Regions from separate parts of the Homo sapiens genome. Here all the other regions are linked to region 2. Evidence: chromatin loops called from intact Hi-C (ENCODE). Cell type or tissue: psoas muscle. All regions are shown on one strand. Region 1 has its middle 21 kb from the start of TBX15. Region 2 has its middle 120 kb from the start of SPAG17. Region 3 has its middle 270 kb from the start of TBX15.

Evidence for each region. A loop is a pair of places that touch in the nucleus more often than their neighbours do. Peaks named below come from ENCODE experiments on the same cell type or tissue, not always from the same donor. Only the 100,000 strongest peaks of a DNase experiment are listed, where the experiment ranks them.
Region 1: it touches region 2 in a loop (4-fold over the local background); 7 of 110 quality-filtered maps call a loop at or near these places.
Region 3: it touches region 2 in a loop (2.7-fold over the local background); 7 of 110 quality-filtered maps call a loop at or near these places.

The regions. Positions count from the first base shown.
Region 1 is chr1:119,005,714-119,013,713 of GRCh38, reverse strand. No RefSeq gene overlaps it. Among named protein-coding and RNA genes, the nearest start is that of TBX15, 21 kb to the right of the region's middle. In psoas muscle, a CTCF peak has its summit at 4,844 (motif pointing right); a DNase peak (open chromatin) is centred at 6,823; H3K4me3 peaks cover 1,601 bases; H3K27me3 peaks cover 2,692 bases.
Region 2 is chr1:118,301,646-118,309,645 of GRCh38, reverse strand. No RefSeq gene overlaps it. Among named protein-coding and RNA genes, the nearest start is that of SPAG17, 120 kb to the right of the region's middle. In psoas muscle, a CTCF peak has its summit at 4,524; no DNase peak of the experiment used is centred here; H3K27ac peaks cover 3,078 bases.
Region 3 is chr1:118,712,413-118,720,412 of GRCh38, reverse strand. It overlaps the pseudogene LOC100421281. Among named protein-coding and RNA genes, the nearest start is that of TBX15, 270 kb to the left of the region's middle. In psoas muscle, a CTCF peak has its summit at 3,437 (motif pointing right); no DNase peak of the experiment used is centred here.

The DNA of each region.
Region 1 (8,000 bases), 700 kb before region 2:
CTATTGCTGAAAAAGGAAGCAGAAAAATGCAATAGTATGACAGTGATTTGGAATCAAAAGAGGGTTTTGTTACTGTCTTAGTCCATTTTTTGTTGCTATAACAGAATACCCAAGACAGGGTAATTAATAAATAAAATAGGTTTATGTAGCTCATAGTTCTAGAAGCTGGGAAGTTCATGATGGGGTAGCTGCATTTGGCAGCTTTTGGTGAGGGTCTCATTCATGTCATGTCAAAACATGGTGGAGAAATGGAAGAGGAAATGGGCTTGCGGAAAAAAGGACAAAGCAGTAGAGGTCACCTCACTTTATAACAACCCACTCTTCTCTCTCAGGAGCTAATCCATTCCTGCAAAAACTAATCCATTCCAAAAAAAAGAAAAGAAAAAAAAAACACTCTTGTCTTTCAAGAAAGACATTAATCTGCCTTAAATACTTAATCACGTCTTAAAGGCCCCAACTCCCAACACCATTACATTGGCAATTAAATTTCAACATGAGTTTAGGAGGGGAGAAACCACATCCAAACCATAGCAGTTACTTTTTAGAATGAGAAAAATAATTGCATATTTGGATGGGAGTGATCCAGTAGAGAGGGTGACTTTGATGATTGAGAAGTTAGAAAGGACAATTACTGGAGCAATGTCCTTGAGTAAGTATGAAGGAATGGGATCCAACCTGTTCACATGTAGACAGGATTTGGATGGGAGACCAGAGAAGAGAGAAGGAATATATAGACACAGAAGCAGATGGATTTTTACATGTGGTTAAAAAAAAAAAAAAAGCATGAAGAAGTTCTCTTGTTGCTTCAATTTTATCAGTGAAATAGGAATCAAGGTCCTCAGCAGAGGACTGGGATGAGGGAGGATGTGTTGGAAGTTTAAGGAGAGAGGAGTAGGAGGTGTGAAATAGTCATCTAGGGAAGAGGGAAATGTAGTAGAACTGCCAGGCAGCATTTAAGGGCTCTCTTGATGCTAAGGAACATGAATTTACAATGAGAGCAGTCAGCTCAGTTGATTGTTTTGTTCCAACCACATTCCATTGTGTGGGTGTAGGTGGAGACAGAATGTAGATAGAATTGGATTTAACCTAGAGCTGGGCTTCGCCAGGTGATTGAAACAACGGACAAAGAGGTAAACGACCTGAGTACATGTGCCAGATGCCAGGGTGTGAGTAAGGGTCATGGCATTCACCCAGGGCAAGGCGGGAAGTGAGGATGTGAGGAGTGTGGAGATGTTGAACGATGATAAAAATCAGTTGATTGAAGGTCCTGGTGGTGTCAACAAATTGAGGGAGTGAACTGGAAAGAGAGGCAATGTTGGTCAGAGCTTGAAATTAAGATTATGGGGGTTCAACTCTTGGTAATGACAAAGATCGAGATATGGCCCAAGGAATGACTGTTGATATAGAGTGGAAAACATAATCTCTGGAAGACAGAAGGTCAAGAGTCTACGGTATTATAAGATCATTTACTTCAACATGAAACCACAAAAACTATGCTGGGAGAAGCACTAGAGACAATGATAATGATCCAGGAATAAAATCTTCAAGAAATGAGGGAGAGTGGTCTTGGGAGTCTGTAGACTGATAGCATCATTTCCAAAACCTGGGGCAGCAGGGAAATTAGGGAGAAGAAAGGGATAACAACCTAGAAGTATCAATAAGGAGCAAAGAGGACAATTTCTCTACCTCCAGCTGCCAGTATTTTGTGTAGGCTGGAGCACAAGATTCCCCACAATTCCAGCACCAGCTAGGTAGCAGGCCTGAGCTGAGTCGTGAGTGCGGAGTTTTTCCGTGGTCAGCACTTTGGAAGATTATGTTGGGGGCATTCAGAAACCTGTGGTTGGCCATGTGGCTGTAATTTCTTAAACTACAAATGCTCTTTCATCATTTATGTCATCAGTAAACTTTCATAATTCCACTGTTTAGCCCTACTAGTCTGAATTCTAGTCAAACACATTCATTTTTGTTTTTTTTTGTTGTTGTTGTATTTGAGAGGGAAGATGAGTAAGGAAGGGACTTACAGCTAGTCTAATTCTTCTTGAAAACTTCCTTAGAATATCTCAGAAACTTCCAGATAGGGCTGCTGTCCTAGAACAAGCTCTCTCTCAAGTAAGGAAACCCGGAATATCTGGGGCTGCCCAGGTAGACACAATCCCTCTAGGAATCTGCTGTGATTTCCTTTGGCAGCTTTGTTCCCAAGGTCTGCAACCACTGGCCCACAGTTGCTTTAGGCCACCATTTTGCTTGCTGTGTGTTCCATCTCAGTAATACCACTAAAATGACACCATTTTTCTAGGCAAAGATACTATTCTGCTCTGGATACTCCCAGCTTTTAGAGTTAATTCCTCAGCATGAGCAGCTTTGATTTCCCAGAGCGCACCCACATTAGCCAGCAAGAAGAAAAGAGCATTGAAGTAAGTGATGATGCAGAATCCCTCAAGTCATTTCCAAAAGAGGCATTCCAGAAATGTTTTGAGCAATCATTTTTATAAGCTATAGAATCCCAGGGTAATTTCTTAGAGGAACAACTCTCATTTGTTATAAATTCCGGGGTTTTAAAAGATACATCAGCCCCATTACTCTCTACACAATTTCAATCCTTTAATTCTTTAAAATTTCTTACCTGATCAAAAGGAAGAGCCCTGCCTAGTTACAGTTGCTATTCACCATTATAGGTAGCGTGTATGGCTGAGATAGAAAATACTTCTGATTTTGTGGATTTTGGATCAAACCCAGCATTGTGTGCCTTCTAATTTAGTCAACATTCAATTCAGCTATAGGGGGTTTTTAACATGCTAAAGCAGAAATGTAGTAAATAATCAAAAGGTGAAATAGTCATTACTAAGAAGGCCAGCATTCCATATTATGCTTTACATCCTAGGTGCAAGGTGCTACTTAGATGGCAATTCAAGAACGCAGAAGTCATTCTAGTTGGAAAGCCATAACTTGATCTCCAGTGCCTATGTTTGTGATGGGGAAATTTTCAACGAAAAACACAAAAGAGGAGAAAATAGAATGCTCCTTGAAAACATATTCTATGTCTTATTACACAGTCTGGCACAGGCACATAAGCCTACATGATGCCTTGGCTCCTATGGGAAAATCCAATTGATTGGCATTCCTTTTCCAAAAAATATAACCTTCTGTGAAGATATATTAAGGTTGTCTCTTTCCTGATTCTCTCTGGCCAAGCAGAATACATTTATAGGAAAGGATGTCATGGATGTGCTTGGAATAAGGCCAAACTAGTGCCCCAGTGGATAGAACCTCTGTGATGATCTCATTAGTATCCACACGAACTGACTGCTAACCAGTCATCACAGCTTATGACAGTGCAGCTCAACTCATCCCCTTTTCTGTGCATTCATATCCTAATAAGGTAAGATCAGGAGGGAAAAGTGGTAGTTCTGGAGAGAATGTGGGCAGGAAGAGATATGACCCAATCAAAGGAGGAGTCTGAACAAAAATTTTCCTACCCCTGGACCACTATTACCCATCTACAGGGATACTTGGCACTATCCAAGGGGATACCTGCACATTAACTTCCACTTAACATGTTCCATCTTAAGCTGAATCTTCCCCTTCACCATACTCTAAGATGATTAATCAATGTACCCAGCAATATGCAAGATGTTGTATATAATGAAAGTATTAACATTGAGTCTCTGATCTCATGTTACAGTTCAGTGGGGGAGACAAAATTTAAACTGATTAAACATAGTGCCTCACGATTTAGCAGAAATGGTCTTGCTTTGTAGGACACACATTAGTGCAAGAAACTTGTCATTTTTTAACTAAATGGAGTTAAATTACCAATCCTGTTTGTGCTCCTTTGCTTTACATTTCTCAAACATTCAACCAACAATTATTTGTTGCATGCTGCCTGTTATAAGCAAGGCACTATACTGAACTCAAGAAAAACCATGATAAACATGTAATATTCCAAGGATATTAGTATTGATTAGTAACCCTCCCACACCAAATTCAGCGTGGCATTCTAAACAAATACTTTTTTAAAATATGATTTTAATCTTCTCTTTCCCCTTCTGGTGCGCATTTTCAATCCTAGTACAAAAGCACTGAAAGTATTTTGGTGGAGTGACATGCAAAAAAAACAAAAACAAAAACAAGTTTGTGGTGTAAAAGAATAAACGGTATTAGCACTCTCTTCTGCCCCTGGAAACATGAGGACTCTCTGACTGCTCTGGGGGTTCCCGTTCTTTTGGAAGCCCTCAGCTGGTCTTCAGCAGCAGTGATGACATTAAGGAAAATTGCATTCTGCTGCAGAATTCAGTCCCTTCATCTTTCTCCTTTCTCTAGAGCATGAAGCTAGGGGCCCATAAAGGATCCAATATCAAAAGGAAGAGGGTAATACCACTACATGGAGAAGAAAAAAATAATAATTACCAAATTTCCTGAATAGTAAACAGCTTTTAAAAAGAAGAAAAAGCTGAACCCTTTGATAGCTTGGCCCTTGGTCTGCCCGTGAATGCCTTAAGGATTATATCATCAGACTGACTCCAGCAGCCCGCGCTATTGTTTCAGAAAGAGGAAACTAGAAAGAAGGAAAAGAAGAAGAAAAGGGGATGGGTGGGAGCATGTCTGCCTTTTGGGGAGGAGAGCGTTTGATTTTTGGAAGTGCAGTTATCAAATGTAAGGCTAGAAAGACAAATTGAACAAATTCTCAGTGTCTGTGGGCAGGAGGTTTCTGGGGCCATTTTTTCCTTTTGGGGGGATTAACATAGCCTTTGGATTCAATAACTTTTCTATCACAGATGAAATTAGCTCCGAAGAGAAATAAGCGACCTGAGATTGCCCAGAAATGTTATTCCTGAAAACCATCACCTGGGGGCAGTCTTGGGACTGTTAATTTCCTCTACCTCACTGGTAGATAATTCACTACTTTTTTTCAACGATGTAGTGTTTCTTTATCTGTGGTTGAGGAGTGAGAAAAATGGGCAAGAGAAAAGGAGGCTTAGGCACTAGAACTTTCACTCTCCTCAACCAGCCAGGAAGCGACCCCATGTGAATGCGCAGGACGTTCTTGAAGTCGCAGAAGTTTTCCTTTGGAGCTCTGAAGCGGAGAGCCTCGAAAGCTGGAGGCGGAGGGGTGAGGCCGTACACACTAACTGGTCCACCGACCCTTAAGATCTCCGCGCCGGATGAGATCGAGAAGCCGGGATTCCCAGATCCCAGGAACTAAAGGAGACCTCACCTCCACCCCCACCCCGCACCACTGCACACACACGCCCGGGAGTTCCTGGCCCGCCGCGCCGGGCCAGCCCCTCTGTTCTGAGACCCTTGTCTCCCGCCCACTACCCCGCGGAGCCTTGTCAGCAAAGGAAGACAGGGCGTGGGCCCCGCTAGGGCCCATGTTTAATAGCTCACGAATTCCGGTCGAGGAAACGGAGGCTTCGGCGCTCAGGCCTCCCCTAGGTCTAGCTGCGGCCACAGTTATAAGCTCTGGTTCATAACCAAGAGCGCTTGGTGGTTCTCTCCCGGTGCGTTTCCCGGCCCGAATCTGGGCATCCCCGGGGACCTCACCTTGGGGTGAATCAGAGCTTACCCCCAGGCCACGGAAGCCGACCCAGGCGGCCTGCCTCCTCCTTGGGCCGGGCCGGGGCCGCCGGGCTGCTAGGCGCGTGGCAGCGAAGCTGGATACGGGCTCACTGTCCGCACCCTGCGCAGTCAGGGCCACCAGGCTACCTCAACCCTTCGTGGTGCTTCCCATTCCAAATTAGCATTGAGAGCCCGTGTGACCTTCGCGTGCCAGCGGATAGAATCTGCGAAAGGGAAGCAGACAGTGGCCTTTCCCGTTTCCTGGGCTGTGCGCGGGTGTGCTGGGCCCAAGCGCCCTCTGGGCGTCGGGGCTTCGCCTTGTCCCGTGTGCCTGCGCGGGGCCCGAGCAGCGGCCAGGGCCAGCAGTCAGGCGTGCGAGCCGGAGTACAGGCTCCCGAGAGCAGGGAGGCCGAACAAAGCCAGGTCCCGCTCCACAGAACAGCAGTGGAGGAACACTTCTCCTTCCTCCCCCACAGGGCCACCCCGTCAAAGAACAAGACACCCTCAAAAGTCGGGAAGGGACACTTCCTGAGGGACAAAACGTCAGGCAGAGAACTCAGAGTTCTTCGAAGGGCTTGGCCTCGGCGTTAACCACGACCCGGTCCCGGGAGCCTTGGGCCCAGTCCCCACGCCCAGTGGGCGCCGCACCAGCCGTGCGACAGGAGCCTGGATGCCCAGGAGGCGGCTCCAGGGAACTCACGCGCCGCCCGTTTCTCCGAAGGTTGTGCCTACGGGGCAGGCCTTCCTAGGAAAGAAGGGAAGGGCCGTCGATTTTCAGAATCTAAATATGTTGAATTCAAAACAGCATGGTTTTCCCCTTCTAGAAGACGGAAAAGAGGGTAATACCCGGGTTGGGGTAGACGGGGACACTCAGCCGCTCTTCATCTCCAAGCCCCTAGAAATAAGGCGAGGTTGCCTTTTTGCCACATCGCCGGCTGCCGAACCCACCCGCGAGTCCGGCTCACCTGGGGAGGTAACGCGGCCAGGTTACAGGGGACGATCCCCAGTTCAAAAACCTCGTCAAAGGTCCCCGCGCGTCCCGGAGCGCGTGAATTCACCGGCAGCGTCAGGTCCGAAGTGGCCCACGGACCGAGCGGCGCGTTTGGGCGCAGAGCGGGCTTTCTAGAGGACCTTGGCCAGGGATCTGCCCCGCGGCTCTCCCTCCCCGCAGCCCCACCTTGCTCCGAGCGGCGGCTGCCCGCCCGCCCCGACAAAGGCAGGCGCAGCAGCGGGTCTGCGTCTTAACATCGCAGAGTCGCTGGAGTGGCGCAAGACGCCCTCCTCTTCGTCAGGTGCGGACGGAGCTTCACACGGAGGCTCTACTCTCCTCCAAGACACGAAGAACGTGCAGAGCTGCGAGGTGTGTGTTGGCACCGCCCGCTTCCTGCGCTACAACGGCGGGCGGCTGTAGTCCCTTTCCCGCCTGGCTCCGGCGCGCCGACAGCCTCCCTGCCTCCCCACTGGCGGCAACACTGCGGGCCCGGCTGCTGAGCTCAAGCCTGGTGAAAAAGCTCGCGGCCAGGGCTTTCCCTGAGTCGTACGCAGCCGCCAGATTAGATAATTTAGAGATCCGACGCCACGGGGATATGCGCCTGTCTCTCCCGCACAGGTGCAGTGGAAACGATCATACGCGGTTAAGATTGAGGCTACGTTCCCAAAGACTAAATGGAAAAACAAGAGCGATGTTAGTAAAGGGAAAACCCGTTTGCTTCACCAGTTTAAGGTGAATGTGAAAATGTTTTCAACTTGATAGAGCTAGATGTTTTTTTCTGCTCTCTACTTCACTAGACAGAGCTAGGACGAATGGGCCATTAGGGAGGTAGTGTGCAGTTTTATAATGTCCTCTTCATCCTTAGAAGAAAAGTCTGCAGTTCGCAGTGCCCTCTCCTTGCTGCCTTAGCATTAAGAGAATTGTTATTTACTTCGGCCGCGGGTGCTGGGAGAGCTTGAACGCAGCGGCATCTGGATGAGTTCGGGTGGCATTCAACTGCGACCCCTTACCTTTGCCCCCAAGGCTTCTCGTGCCATTAATTTCCACTGCAGTCTATGGCTGGATTTTCTATTACTTAGGTTATTTTGCCTTCCTCTCCACTCCTTTGTTCTGTACTCACCAATTAGACCCCCAAAATACAGAATCCCAATATTGGTGTACCTCTCTTTTCTTGGCCTGGATTCAAAGTCGCCGTCCAGGAATGTGCTTGTACCTACAGATTCCTATGCTAAGGCTGCTGAGCGTCTTCCACTAGCTCCGCTAGGGAGAGAGTCTGAGCATTTCATACCGTGAAGTATGGATTGGATTTTACCGACTATTCCATGAAGCCACAGGCAACTGGGTCATTTGCTGCTACAAGGCTGGGATAGTGTCTGCTGGCCTGGTTACACGGATATAGCAGATAAGTTGGTAAGGGCACATGAAAATGACTGTTAAAAAGCTAAGTGAC
Region 2 (8,000 bases):
AGTGTCCCAAGCACACTTAAGGTGGGCTAAGCTAAGCTTTGATGTTTGGTAGGTTAAGCGTGTTAAATGCCTTTTTGACTTGATATTTTCAGTTTACAAGTCAATCCAATGTAACCCCATCCTAAGCATCTCCATATCCATTCTACTGTTTTTGCTTTGTTTTTTTGAAACGGTATCTCGCCCTGTCACCCAGGCTGGAGTGCAGTGGTGTGGTCATGGCTCGGCTCACTGCAGCCTCAACCTCCTAGGCTCAAGCAATCCTCCCACCTCAGCCCCCTGAGTTGCTGGGACTGCTAGGCATGCCACCACATCTGTCTAATTTTTGTATTTTTTTTTATGCAGACAGGGTTTCACCATGCTGCCCAGGATGCTCTCCAACTCCTAGGCTCAAGCGATCCACTTGCCTCGGCCTCCCAAAATGCTGAGATTACAGGTATGAGCTGCCACACCCAGCTCCATTTTACTGTTGATAGACATTTAAGTTGCTTCCGCTTTGGACTTATTATGAATAGTATTATATTGCTATAAACATTTGTGTGCATGTCTTTGGGTGAACATATGACACTCTATGGCAAAGGAAATGAATGCAAAACAGCAATTCACAACAACATAAGTTAATCTTGGAAGAAGGAATATATACTTAAATAACTTTTTTTTTTTTTTAATTTGAGACAGGGTTTCTGTCGCCCAGGCTGGAGTGCAGTGGCACAATCTCAGCTCATTGTAACCTCCACCTCCCAGGCTCAAAGCAATCTATGATTCCACTTTTTTTAAGGTGCTAAAACTAGAAGTCATGATAGTGGTACCTTGGAAAGGAGGAACTGACAGGGAGGGGTACTGGGGACTTTATGGAGTATAAGTAATATTCTATTTTTTGACATGGATGGTGGTTACATGTCTGTATTTATTTTATGATAATTCATATAGCTGTATAAATCTAATGTACATTTTTCTGTATGTGTATTATATACACTTCAAAAGACTTTTTTAAAGTCTGTATGTGTATTATACACACTTCAAAAGACTTTGAAAGATGGTGGTTACATGTCTGTATTTATTTTATGACAATTCATATAGCTGTATAACTCTGATGTACATTTTCCTATATGTGTATTATACACACTTCAAAAGACTTTGTTTTTTAATGTAAGATTGTCATCAAAATAATGTAAATAAATTGTATAACTTTAAAACCTAGTAGAGGAAAAGGAAGAAAAAATGTGATTAAACAACAAAAGGTAGAAAAGAGGAAATAAAATAGACTTTAAAAAGCAATACTATGGCACAAATAGTTTAAGCTCAAGAACTGCAGAAATGTGAACAGGTTACATATCTACCAAGAGACAGAAAGTGGTGAAATTAATTTTAAGAAACTAGCTAAATGCTGTTTATAAGAGACACAATTAATATGCAAAGAATATTTCAAAATGAAGAATGTTATGATATATATATTAGTTATCTTTGCTGCTGTAACAAATTACCACCAATTTAGTGGTTTAAACAAAACGAAAGTGTTACCTTCCTAGTGTGTAGGTTAGAAGTCCAAAATGGGTTGCACTGAGCTGAAATCAAGACACTGGTCAGCAAGACTGCTTTCCTTTCTCAAGGCTCCTCACTTTTTCCAGCTTCTAAAGGGCCTCCCACATTCCTTGGCTTGTGATCTCCCTTCCCCATCATCAAAGACAGCAACGTGGGTTAAGTCCTTATCATATCACACAATCCTGAACTTACTTCTGTCATTACATCTATTTCTCTGACTCTGTTCTTCTGCCTCCCTCTTCTACTTTTAAGGGTCCTTGTGAATGCATACCCAGAATAATCTCCCTATTTTAAGGAGAAATCTTGATTCCATCTGCTACCTTGATTTCCCTTTGCCATATACTATAACATATTCACAGGTCCTGGGGATTAGAATGTGGACATCTTTAGGAAGTCATTGTTCTGCCTACCACAGATATATTGGGCAAATAGTTACCAAAGACAGCTGGTATAGTAGTAGTACTATCTGGAAAAATTGTGTTTAAATCAAAATATATTAGTAAGAAAAGGGAGAAACTACAAAATGATAAAATCTACCAAGAAGATATACAATGTGATTGTCAATAAGAAGTAAAGCCAAGACTTGGACCTAGGTTTGTGTCTACTGGTCCAATGTTCCTACGAACAAAAACCTCTAAAAAACACAGACTAATAAAAACTTCTACTTGAAGCCCACTGTGCAAGTACTGGGAAATTTCTTGCCAAAAATGAAAATAATAATTATAACCTACACCATAGGGCTGTTGTAAAAAATACCTTAGGATTGAGGCACACTGCAGCTATCATATAAATGTTAAATAAAAATAATGTTTCCTGTATCCTTAGTAGGGTTGGGCAAATCCAGATGTATATTATACTTTTCACATATTTCAAAATATTTTCAAATGTTTTGGTTCGGGTTCAATAAAAACCTCAAGTACATTTTGCCAAGTGCTTTTTCCATTAATTATTCAATCCATTTGTATTTCAAGGGAAATTCAGTCCACATGTTTCTAATTCATTTAGCACTAACTCATCAAAATATTGTTTTTCTCAGTGCTATTTTCTGTCCAAAAGGCTTTTCGAGCCTTCTCTTCCTATTTTTATTTCTTAGAAACAAAAAGATAAAGCTTGCCAAGGGCAAACCCTAGTAAACTAACAAAAGATTTACTAAACACTGCCTCTAGAATTCATTGAGTTTGAAAAGACTTCTATCAATCCACCCTGGTCCATATCACTTCTCTCAGCGACTCCCCGGCTTCCTTGCCTTTTCCTTTCCTTTGACCAAGTTCTGTTTTGCTCATATTGTCCCATTACAGATTTCAGGTTTTCTATCACCCAGCATCCACAGGCCTAAAGACACCTTAATCCTCTTCCCAAATCCCTTCCCTTTAATAAAAACCATCCTAGGCTGGGGCCAGTGAAATAATCAATTTGTATCTCTTTCCAGAATATTCTCATGGGATCCATGGCCAGGCTTAAAAATAGATAACTTTTTTTTTTTAAAGTCTGATATTTTTATGTGTGTACTTTGTATGTGTGTGTCTGTGTGAGAGAGAGAAAGAGAGACAGAGAGATACCTTATGTGTGATTGATGTCTTAACTGTGCATAAAGGGCGCAGAAGTTGATGGTATCTTCATTCTGAATGCTCCAAAAACAGCACAAGCTGTACTTATGGTTCCCACATCATTTATGGAGTATTCTTGCCAAAAAGGTTTAACCTGAACTGAATCATAAGGAGATTGTGGAACATGCTACAAGATAACTTGTCTGAACTCTCCAAAAATGTGATGTCGTGAATGACAAAAGCCATCAGGGAATTCTTCTAAATTAAAGGAAACTAAAAAGACAATATAACTAATTGTAATATGTTATCCTTAATTGAATTCTGTATTTTAGAAAAATAGTTATAAAAGGCATTCTTGAGACAATTGGAGAAATTTTAATATGTTACATTTCTTAAGTATAATAATGATATTGTGATTACATAGAAGTGGGTCATTTGCTTAGAAAGTAGAGTTTGAAATATTTAGGGGTGAAGTGTCATGCTGTCTACAACTTTAAAGTTGACTGTTTCACCACATAATGCCAAGTACGATATGCATAAATGTTAGTTATGTTAATTACAAATAGTTTAGAAAATACATATATGTATAAATGTATATACATTTGTATATTTATGAAGAGAGAGTAAGTAAATATGAAAAAAATGTTAACAGTTGGTAAATCCACATATACCTACTCGCACGAACATACACCTACACCCACAACTATACACACACACATACAAAGGAAATGTGGTTGTAGACTTCTAACAGCAAATTTGTAAAATTCATCTCAAATCAGAAGTCAATTTGCCTTTTAAAAAAATTGAAATATTTAGATTTTCGAGGTTGACTGATTCACCATCTAATGGTTACTTGTAATATGCATAAATGTTAGGGTTTTAAAATTTATTTTGATGATAATATTGCAAATGAGTGTTGTTGCTGTATGTGCAAGTAGACATTATGAAACAGGTCATGTCAATGATTAATGGAGTGATGGGCTCCTAAAAGTTAAAGGACCACGTGGAAATATGTGTATATACATTTTTCCTGGTAGACTATACATAAAATTTACAAATGTACAAAGGAAACTAAGAAATGTTCAAACTGCTTTAAGTATCTAAATGGGTATTCTTTTTATTAAGAGAAATCTCACAAAAACCCCCAATTTGTCATTGCTAATAATGCTTGTGGCACTTTATAGCAAGGAGTTCACAGAAGCTAGTAGAAGCCCTTTAGTAAAACTGAAGCCCTTTCACCAGTTACACCCAATAGGTGTCAACATGTGTAGAAACTGCTTCTTGAGAGGCTCAACACATTGGAAAGATATTTAAATGATCACTTTAGGAGCCAGGAAAAAAGGAAAGGGAGATAGTGGGAAAATTAGTCAGCCAAGAGGTTGAGCTTGTGCCTTTGAAAGATTGCAGCATGCAGCCCCCCAGAGTATGAAAGGAGAACTGACTGTGCCTTCTAATTAGAACACGGCGAACCTTTGCAATGTGACTTTTCTTTTGGAAGGGGATTTGGGACATCACTGGTTTATGTGACACAATGTACACCAGGTGGTCCTAGTTAGGTGAGGGGTTTAATGTAAAAATAATCCTTCTTTGGCTTTATTCAGTACAATAAAACCACTAAGACGTTTTCCCATATGAAGTATTTCTACAGGCACATTCAAAATGTTAATCCCCTTTTTTATATGCATTTTTCATGACTCCTAAGACATTTACCAGGTTGGGAAATCTGCAAAAACTGGTCCCTTGACAAAGTCATGGATGCTTTTTACCACAACAGGTTTGTTTTGTTTTCATGTGAGTCCAACGTACTTTCATAACATCTTTGACTATGGATGTCACAAATAGGATCAAATATTATTATCCTAACCTTACTACTGAAGGCAAGGGTCTCACAGTGACTCATAAAGGCTATCAAATTCTGAGTTAGTATTGCACCTTCATACCGAAGAGAGCAGTCTAGAATTTGCCCATGCTGAACATTTTTGTAGCATAAATTTCTTCTAATGAAACCAGTAATGAACAGTTTTGTTCTACAAATATAAAATAATACAATATGTATTGTTCATATAGGTATATATGTGAACATATCTATGATACAATATTTGATATTTGGGTCAATCATCTGAGGTCCTGAGCATTTCTGGAGTGTTTATAGAATCTTCACTGAAAGATAAAAGAATAGTCAGGAGGGATTTACTTTTACATGCTGAGTAGAGTGAAAGTGATTCAGACCTAGATTTTAATTTTGAAGCCGTCATTATTATTATGTGACCTTGAGAAAAGTTATTCAGTCTCTTTGAGCTTTTTCTGTTTCCTCATCAGTAAAATGCCAAACACTGTGACCTCATTGTATTTTTATGAGAACTGAGTGAGACATCTTTTGATTACTGTCATTTAATTAGATTACTCAATTAATTCTTTTCCCAACATCCTTCATAGCAGAGTTCACCTGCATATCCCGGCCATTTAAAATAAAAATACATACTCTCTTTTCTATTTCAAGTGCCAATCATCCATATGAGTACATATGGGTATTTTAGGCACAGCAAAAAGAATGAAACTACAGCTTTTGTTCATGTCCTATACCACATTAGTAAAAGTGTCAGGAAACAGTACATATGATTAATGCTGCTGAAATGGGCAGGAAATTATTCAGGTGGATTCAATCAACCCAGCCAAACATATAGGTAGCTTATTAAAATTTAGACAAAAGTCTACAGGCACTTAATACATAACGATGACTCTAGATCTAAATTAAGAGCGCTCCCCACCCCCATACACCCCAGCCCTTGCAACTCACTTCCTGGAAGCAGCCACTCTTCTTATAACTAGAGTTATTGACCTGCTTTTCAACTTTTTTTTCCCTCTCTGAAAGAAAGACACGTGACCTTTCCTAAACCCTAACCCAAACCCGCTGCTGAAACACTGTGCCATTGAGCTGGCCCTTGAGGCTGTCTCTTACCATAGCAAAGGCAACATGAAATTGATGTGCTGCTTATTTTCAACTACACCTTCAGACCTGTGCTCTCCTCGATGTGGATGAGAATTTTGAAGAAAAAGAGGCACAGTATAGATTTAATGGAAAAAGATAGTTATCCTGGAAAAAAAAACAAACAAACATAGTTTTCTGGATAAGGGTTCTTGCACTTAGCTCACTGGATGTGCCTTAGATATTTAAAGCAGTCATTTCAGATACACAAGGTAAAGTGCTTTTCAAAGTTAAAGGTCTTGTGTTTACTATTACTGCAGCAGGAGGCAAGGGCTTTTCCCTTCCTGCTCCTTAGATCACTTCACCTAGTCTCAGGAGAGACAGGCCTCCTCCACTGGCCAGCCCCCAGCCTGAAATTCCCTTAATCATCACTAAAGAGTTCACTCCTTTTAAAATCAGTCAAGAAAGACAGCTTCACATGGCAGTAAAAGTCCAGTTCTGTGATTTACCAGGAATAGGACCTTAATAATAATAAAATGACCTGTCTGTATAAAGTGCCTCCCATTCAAAGAACAACAAATACATTTGTGCTGTGTGGGTCATTTGAGAATGCAAGAAGAGTAATGATTTTTAAATAGAAAATTAAATACAAGACTAATGGTTACAGTGTTAATTGACACATCAGTTGTAGACTCTGAGTAACTGTGAGGGTTAGATATGATCAAGAGCTGTGGAAAGTCTAATAGATCAGGTTTTAGTTCTAGTTCTTGCATTCACAAACTAGGTGCTCTTGAGAAACTTATTCAACCTCCCAAGGTCTCCATTTTTCTCATCTGTAAAAGGAGGGTATCAGCTTGGATCAGCATATACTAAAGTGTGTTCCCGGGAGCATGCATTCTACAAATTTTGCCTCCCTACCCTTACTTCCACCCCCATAAACATAAACAATCTTTTGTGACATCCATTTGTTATACAAACTTATGTTGTAAACATCCAAAAGAGGTATTTATGTTCAACATTTTCTAAAATTATTTTCCTACAAAATCATTTTTTGAACCAGGAAGGCAACAAAGTATTTAGCTGGCAGCATACCTATATCTGTACTAGTGAGGCTTTTAAAATTTGTTTTATTATAGTATTATTTGGTTGCCAGATATACTGAAAACAGAAAATGGGCAGTTTCAGCCTACTGCATTAGTTATTTTCTCCTCAGTTAATAGCAATTTTGATTCCTCCAAGCTGCCACTTGGCTTTGGAAGGTCTTCCTGAGTCATTCACCAATTGTCTCAGTTAAAAATAGTCCCCTGTCATGTGGGAGCCATCATGACCAACAGCAAGCATGACCTTATTTAACATTACACACGCAGCCCATGAGCTTCTTTCTCTTAGATGTCTTTGAAAAGACCAGCAAAATCTAAAAATTAACCTGGGTAGTGCAGATATAAGCCATTTTCAAGTAAGGCAGGAAAAGACTTTTCAAAAACAAAAAACACTCCTGACATAAGACCCTTGAAAATGGTGGGGGGCGGGGCAGGGGTAAGGTTGTAGAGGGAATTTTTTCTTGTTAATTTGGTTTTCCTGTTTTGTTTCATTTTGTCCTTAAACACTGAAATAATTTGTGTAACAAAAAGCAAATGCCGTTCTTTGATAGAATGGTATGGTGGTGGTTTCTGAGGGATGAAGGAAGGGGGAGTGTACTCTGCTGGCATGCATCTCTAGATTCTTGCCGAAATTTTACCACTTGCTCATTGTGGCTATGACCCAATCACCTGCCTTAGTGTGTATGTGTGAGTGTGAGTGTATTTTAATGATTTTTAAATTTTAAAGTATTAAAGTACTACAAACTCAACTCACAAACTTCAGGAAAAAGAGGAAAGACTCACTCTTAATACCACTATCTAAACACAGGAATTATGTTTGTGCATGTCCCTCAAGTCTTTTAAAATATGCTTATTATTTACATGGTTGTAATTCTAATGCATGTGAAA
Region 3 (8,000 bases), 410 kb before region 2:
TGGCACATTTTTTTTCCTCAGCTTTTTGCTCATCTGGAATGCTTAAATTTATTAACTGGATTCTGTATTTCTCACATAGGTGCTCTCATCTGAATATTGTCATTATATCAGTGTTTTGGTAGAGGAACAAGGGCTAGGACTTCTTACTCGATGATCTTTCTGATGTTACTCCTGATGAAGATATTGTTGGAGAAGCATGGTGGCTCATGCCCTTAATCCCAGCATTTTGGGAAGCCAAGGCGGGCAGATCACTTGAGGCCAGGAGTTTGAGACCAGCCTGTCCAACATGGTGAAGCCCTGCCTCTACAAAAAATACAAAAATTAGCCAGGTGTGGTGGTGCACTTCTGTAATCCCAGCTGCTTGGGAGGCTGAAGCACGAGAATTACTTGAAACTGGGAGGTGAACCAAGATAGAACCACTGCACCTCAGGCTGAATGACAGAGCAAGACCCTGTACACACACACACACACACACACACACACACACACACACACACACACACGATATTGTTAATGTGCTTTATATCTCTGCAAAGTTGATGGAAAGTTGCAAACTTTACAAGGGGTTGAGGTTGATTGGCTAAGGGGTGATGACATAACTTTGGAAGTTTATGTGAAGACTAGTAGAAATTAATCAGATGGCTTTGTTACAATGGCCATGATTAGATGTTCACTCAAGCTTACCTATTATTTTCCTTTTAAACTAGTGGTAGGATTGGGAACATCTCACTGCATATATGTCAAACTATTTACTAAAAATATAGAATTTAGAAACTTTTTGATTATGGCATAGCATAGTGTCGGGATTATCTTGGAATGTTAAAGCATGGAAAGGTATATTTCTTCCTAAGGGCATAGTCGATGTTTATTTGTTTACATATTTATTTGCACAAGCTTCACAAGTAATTTTGATGTAATGGTCAAATGACTCACATAGTTCATCTATCATTCATTATTTCATGCTTTCATGACAAAGTTTGTAACAGAACAGGACTGCTTCATTGCCAACATTAGATGTAGGGAGAAAACAAATTCCTTTTGAATGCAGTAGTTTATTTTTTATTTTTTCCTAATCTGAAGATGCCAAGCCTATGAAAAAGGATGTTAATTCCCTATCATTGGATGGTTCTGATCTCCCCTGCCATTTTCATAAATACATTATGGAAACATAAGCAAGCTTCAAATTCTGTTAAAGAAGTGTGTGTGTGCGTGTGTGTGTGTGTGGGGTTGAATATTTACGTACACACATACAGGCTGAATACTCTTTATATGAAATTCTTGGAACAAGAAGTATTTTGAATTTTAGATGTTTTTCAAGTTTGGAGATGTTTGCCTTATACTTACTAGTTAAGCATCCCAAATCCAAAAATGCAAAGTCTGAAATGCTCCACTGAGCATTTCCTTTGAGTGTCATGCTGGTACTTGAAAAGTTTTCGATTTTGGAGCATTTCAGCAAGGGGCACAGCAAGTGCAAAGGCACTGAGGCTCAATGGAAGAGGGCACATTGAAGGGACTGAAAGGTGGCTGGAGAGCAGAAAACACATCTGGATGTGTATTGGTGAGAAGCTTATCTGCTTGATACATATATATATATATATATGTAATTGTTTTGACCCTTTAAGAAGATTAATTGAAATATCTCCTTTGCTGCCCTCTCTACTTTAGCTTCCTCTTTTTTCTGTCATAATCAAAAATGTTTCCTAGTTTTTTTGCAGAGGGTAGGGGGAGCTAATTGGGTCACATAGAATGGAACCTTAATACTTGCTTAAATTTAGACTTAAAATATGAATCTAAAAGAATGTTTTATGAGCCCAGACAAAATATAAAGAAAAAATTTTATATTAAGAATTCCGAATTGTCAATCCTCTTGACCATCTTTTGAGTAGATATGATTGGGTTTAGGCTGGTACGGTTAACAAAAAAACAATTAGTCCCTTAGTAGTATAAAAGACTTTTTAGAAAAAAATTAGGCGTGTTTTCCAGTATACTCAATGTTATTGGTTGAGGAAAGGAATGGCAGCACAAATTATGAGGTGGCCAGTCCTTCACTTCTGAATGCTAACCTACAGGATGATACTTTCTTCTGACTTTTCTTAATAAATTATAAGATTTAAAGTCATAGGCATTCTGGTGGTTTGCAGCCTCATAATAACCCTTCCAGAAGAACCTAAACTAGTCTCAGGTAATTATTTGTCTTTCGAATCTAATACCTTTTCTCCACCTTGCCAAGTCATTTGATGTGCGCCAGTTGGTGGAAGGAAAATTATAAATACCATTACCATCCGTCACTGCTGCAAATCACTGAAGTGGGATCCCTCTGCCTGTGTTTATCTAGCAACCAGTGTTGTGTTGCTAGTGTGAAGCTCACCCCACATGAACTCTTCAATCATTTAGCAGGACCTTTCAGCTTCTCCTTTAGGAGCAAGATCCAGTAAACATTTTAAACTGTCACTGTATCTGTGAGAGTTCATGTAAAGAAAAGAGAGTAGACACATCCCAGATACAAAAACTATCCAAGCCCATTCCCTATTCTGCTCATCTAGCAAGGGCAATAGGCTTCCATGAATATTTACAAGAATTTTAAAATATGAAGTTGTTTATCAACATTATTTCCTGATTATCCATATAATAATAAATTGCAGGTATTCTCTAGATATATTGCACTGTGTATAAACTTTTGTGCTGTTCTAGGATTAAATCATTCTAATCATCTCCTGTTTCTTCTAAGGAGGACTTGTGCTTATAACTTAACTATGTTACATACCTGATCACATGCTTTTAAAATCAAGTTACTCTCTTCCTTAAAGCCCTTCAGGGGTCCTCATCACTTACAGGATACAGTATAAAATCTGAATTTCTTAGCATGGCGTCAAGTCTCTTTATTTTACTTCTTTACGAGTATTGCTTCTATTTTCTCCTTTTTTAGGACAGTCTTCCTTCCATTGTTTGCCTTTTCCATCCTTGTGAAGCTTTGCACCTAACCCCTTTATCATGTGTTTAGAGAAGTATACATCAAATCTTTGTCACTTGTCATAAGCTGCCTTGAATTCTGGTAATTTTTAAAATGTGTGCATGCCATGCCTGGAGAGACAGCAACATGCCAATTTTTGTTTGTTTGGTTGGTTTTTGTATTCTTTGTGGTATCTTGCAGGCTAGAGGTGTGTGGTAAGTAACTCTTGGTAATCACAACAAAAATTAGCATAATGGTTAGTAATTTTGTACACTTTACATGAATGCTGAGCAATAAATAGGTCAACATCAGTCAACATTTCTTTTAATTCTTTGTTTTTTGAGTGGTATGCATCAGTTATATTAATATGCACATAATTATTTTTAAATGCCTTTTATTTCAAATATTAATAGACCTGTAATGTATATATTTAAAATAACAAAATATTCTTGGTGTGGTGCATATATTGGCCACATTGGTCACTAGATGGCACACCACAAGCTCCTGTGGGTCAGTTACACAAGCTGACCCATTATTTGAAGAAAGACTGCAAAGATTCGGAGCAATTTTCCTTGGGAAAAATGTCATCAGAGTGATATTCAGTAAGTGTATTTCAAAGTAAAAATTATATTTGTAATGCATACTTAAACTTTTATGACACATGTGAAGGTGAGCTGTATAGAATTGTTCATTCAACAGCTAATTATTGTTTTAAAGAAACTAGGTATTAGGTACTATGTCAGGCCCTGAGGAAGATAGCAAGATAATAAGATCTGGGCCCAGCTGAAGTTTAGATAAGAGCATAAAATAAGAGCTTAAGTTTCTACTTTACCTTCCAAGTGGTGACTGTGATGCTGGAATGGGGATTCCTTCTGGAATGGAATCTCCGATTTACAGGAATCCCACCAAGGTCTCTTTTGCAATGCAATTTGTCTCTTTGAAGTCTAAATTACAGTTTAAACAACTGTATTAAATAACTATATTCCTTTGTTGCATAAATATAAGGAAAATTATCAGTGATGGCTTAAGTTTCTGGCCTTTGTGTATCTATTTTACTTTTAATTTTTATGGATACATAATAGCTGCACATATTTATGGGGTACATGGGATATTTTGATACAAGCATGCTATGTGTAACAATCAAATCAGGGTAACTAGGATATCCATCACCTTAAACATTTATCATTTCTTTGTGTTAGGAACGTTCCAATGCCACTCTTTTAGTTATTTTGACATTGATGAGTATAGTCACCCTATTGCGCTACCAAACACTAGACCTTATTCCTTCTATCTAGCAGTATTTTTGTATTCATTAACCAACACTTCTTTATCCCCTCCTTCCCACCACCCTTCCCAGGCTCTGGTAACCATCTCTTATTCTCTATCTCCATGAGGTCAATCTTCTTAGCTCCAAGATATAAGTGAGAACATGCAATATTTGTCTCTCTGTGCTTGGCTTATTTCACTTAACATAAGGCCCTCAAGTTACATGTTGCAAATGACATGATTTCATTTTTATATGGCTGAATAATATTTCGTTGTGTATATATACCATATTTTCTTTACTCATTCATCTGTTAATGAATACTGAAGTTGATTCCATATTTTGGCTGTAGTGAAGAGTGCTGCAGTAAACATGAGAGTGCAGATGTCTCTTTGATATACGAATTTCCTTTTGGATATATAACTAGTAATGTGATTGCTGGATCATATGATATTTCTATTTTTATTTTTTTGAGAAATCTCCATACTGTTCTCCACAGTGGTTGTATTAATTTACATTCCCATTGACAGTGTAGGAGAATTCCCTTTTCTCTACATCCTTACTAGCATCCTTTATTACTAGTCTTTTTGATAAAAGCCATTTAAACTGGGATGAGACATCCTGTAGCTTTGATTTGCATTACTTTATGATTAGTAATGTTGAACAATTTTTCATATACCTGTTGGCCGTTTATATATCTTCTTTGAAAAAATGTTTATTCACATCTTTTGCTAATTTTTAATCAGATTGAGGTTATTATTTTGTTTTTGCTGTTGAGTTGTTTAAGCTTCTTATATATTCTGGTTATTAATCCCTTGTCATATGGGTAGTTTGCAGATATGTTCTCTCATTCTGTCTTCACTTAATTGATTGCTTGCTTTGCTGTGCAGAAGCTTTTCAGCTTGATGTAGTCCCATTTGTTAATTTTTGCTTTAGTTGCCCAAGCTTTTGAGCTCCTATTGAAGCAATTTTTGCCCAGACCAATGTCATGGATCATTTCCCCCAATGTTTTCTTCTAGTAATTTTATTGTTTCAATTTTACATCTAAGTCTTGTAATCACGTTGATTTGATTTTTGTACATGGCAAGAAGTAGGGCTCTCATTTCATTCTTCTGTATATGAATATCCAGTTTTTCTAGCATTATTTATTGAAAATATTGTCCTTCCCTTAATGTACATTCCCAGTGCCTTTGTTGAAAATAAGTTTTTTGTTAAGGTGTAGATTTATTTCTGAGTTTTCTATTCAGCTCCATGGATCTACGTGTCTGTTTTTATGCCAGTATCATTGTTTTGGTTACTATAATTTTGTAGTATAATTTGAAGTCAGGTAATATAACGCTTCCAGCTTTGTTCTTTTTGCTCAGGATTGTTTGGACCATTCTGAAACTTTTGTGAGTCCATGTAAATTTTAAGATTATTTTTTCTATTTGTGAAGAAGGTCACTGGTATTTTGATAAAGATTGCCTTGAATACTATTAGAACTGATAAACGAATTCAGTAAAGTTGCAAGATATAAAATCAACATACAAAAATCAGTAACATTTCCACAGGCCAACAGTGAACAATCGGAAAAAATAAGCCAAGAAAGTAAGCACATTTACAATAGCTACAAATAAAATAAAATACCTAGGAGTAAACTTAACCAGAAAAGTGAAAAATCGCTATAATTAGAACTATAAAACATTGATAAAAGGAATTGAAGACACAAAACAATAGAAATATATTCCATGTTAATGGATTGGAAAAATTAATATTGGTTATATTCATATATATATACGCATATATATACCCAACTTATCATGAAGTTGGAGCATGGCAGGAGCCAAGCCCATGGAGCATGGGTTCCTTCACTTTACCCATATGTGTATGTGTGTGTGTATATATATATGCATACATGTATATATATGCATATATATGCAGGTATATATATGCATATATATGCAGGTATATATATGCATATATATGCATGTATATATGCATGCATGTATATGTATGCAGGTGTATATGCATATATATGCATATATATGTGTTGCTTCACTGAACCCTTATATATATGCATATATATATATGCATATATATATGCTTTTATAAAGTCAAGGAAATTTATTTCCTGAGGTCATGACACAGGAAGTCGAATCCTAGCAACTTCTCATAATGAAGAGGAGCTCTCATAATGAAGGTCAGAGTGCTGATTGACCTGCCAGGTGGACCACAAAGCTGCAGTCTGTGTTATCTTATTACAAAACACTCAATTACCTTTGTTTAGTGTTAAAACCGTGGAGTGCCCAGAGCCAAGTATCAGCGAGCAGATCCTGAGCATGCTCTGGATGCCAACCAGGCCCCAGAGAAGCAGCCACATACAGAGCCAGGCAATGCCAGGTTTCACTGTGAGAACTTGAGAAGCAGGGAGAGCATCAATAATTTATAGAAAGTCCTGCTACTGGGTCAGATTGAGACAAACCATTGCGTGATGGAGTTTGCATCAGCAGGCTGAAGATGTTTCTGGTTTTTTATCATTATTATTTGGGGCTCCAAGAGAGGGTCTTGGGGGCCACCTGAGCCCTGAAATTGGGAAATTTCTCATAGCTGCTCATGTCAGGAGCCTTCTTACTGCTGCTGGTGGTCCACGGTGTGTCCCATACCACAAAGCCTCTGAATGCACCTTGGACTCTTCATGCACTGGGGAGTTCATGTATACCTGCAGCACCTTGCTATCTACCACATCAGCCAGGTATTCCTCCTCTAGGTTGAGGATGTGGTCAATGGCTTTCTCCATGTTCTCTGGGAGCCTCATCATGGTGCCACAGTTGGGGTTTGGGCCTCCTCTCTGTGGGAAACAAATGTCAACTTTGAATTCATCCACGATTTTGGATCCATGATTTTTGCTGCAGGCACCAGTGATGTGGGATGTCCAATGGAACGTCCTCAGAATCCATCTGCTCAAGTTCATCCATAATAATCAATATAGTATCTTGTGTAGCTTCTGTATTCTTTTTGTACCCTGTGATGGTAATTTGGTCCTGGGGCTGCTTCCCATCATCCTCAACAGTAAACTGGATGTTCACGCCATGCTCCAAGCAGATTTGGGTAACCATTGCCCCATCTCTCCCAATAATCTTGGGATGGCATTTGGAGTCTTCAATGAGACTCCATTTAAAACTCCTTAAAGCCCAGTCCTCCTGTCCAGCCTGCAGCTCCTTCATTTTTATATTATTAATTTTTCTGCCACAAGTAGACTTGGAGTAAATGTAGGATAAGGAAGACTCACTACCCACATCTTCTGATCAAGAAAGGACTTATCATGAAGTTGGAGCACGACAGGAGACGTGTGTTGCTTCACTGAACCCCAGTTCCAGGGATATATTTTCTTTCTTCTGGATCTGCTCCCTACTGACCTTAACACATCCCTTTACCTCCTTAAACTTTAATATCAACATCTGAGTAGAGGTTTGCTCTAGGCCTGCATCACAGTACTAGTGCCTTTATTTTCATCTGTGTCTTCATTTCATCTTCATGATCTCTCCCTAGCTTAAAATTCTTCAGTAAACTTCCATGACTTTCAGGTTAAAAGTCTAGTACCCAGCTTGTCACACACAACCCTACATAATCTTGTCACATCAACTTTTCTAGCCTCATGGCCTGCCACTTCTTCTTCTATATCTTGAGTTACTATTTGCAGTTTCCCAAACAAATTATGCTATTTTTACACGTTAGTTCTCTGCTCTCAACACCTTCCTTCCCCCCTACTCCTCATATATCTCACTAAATCCTTATTAGTCATTCATT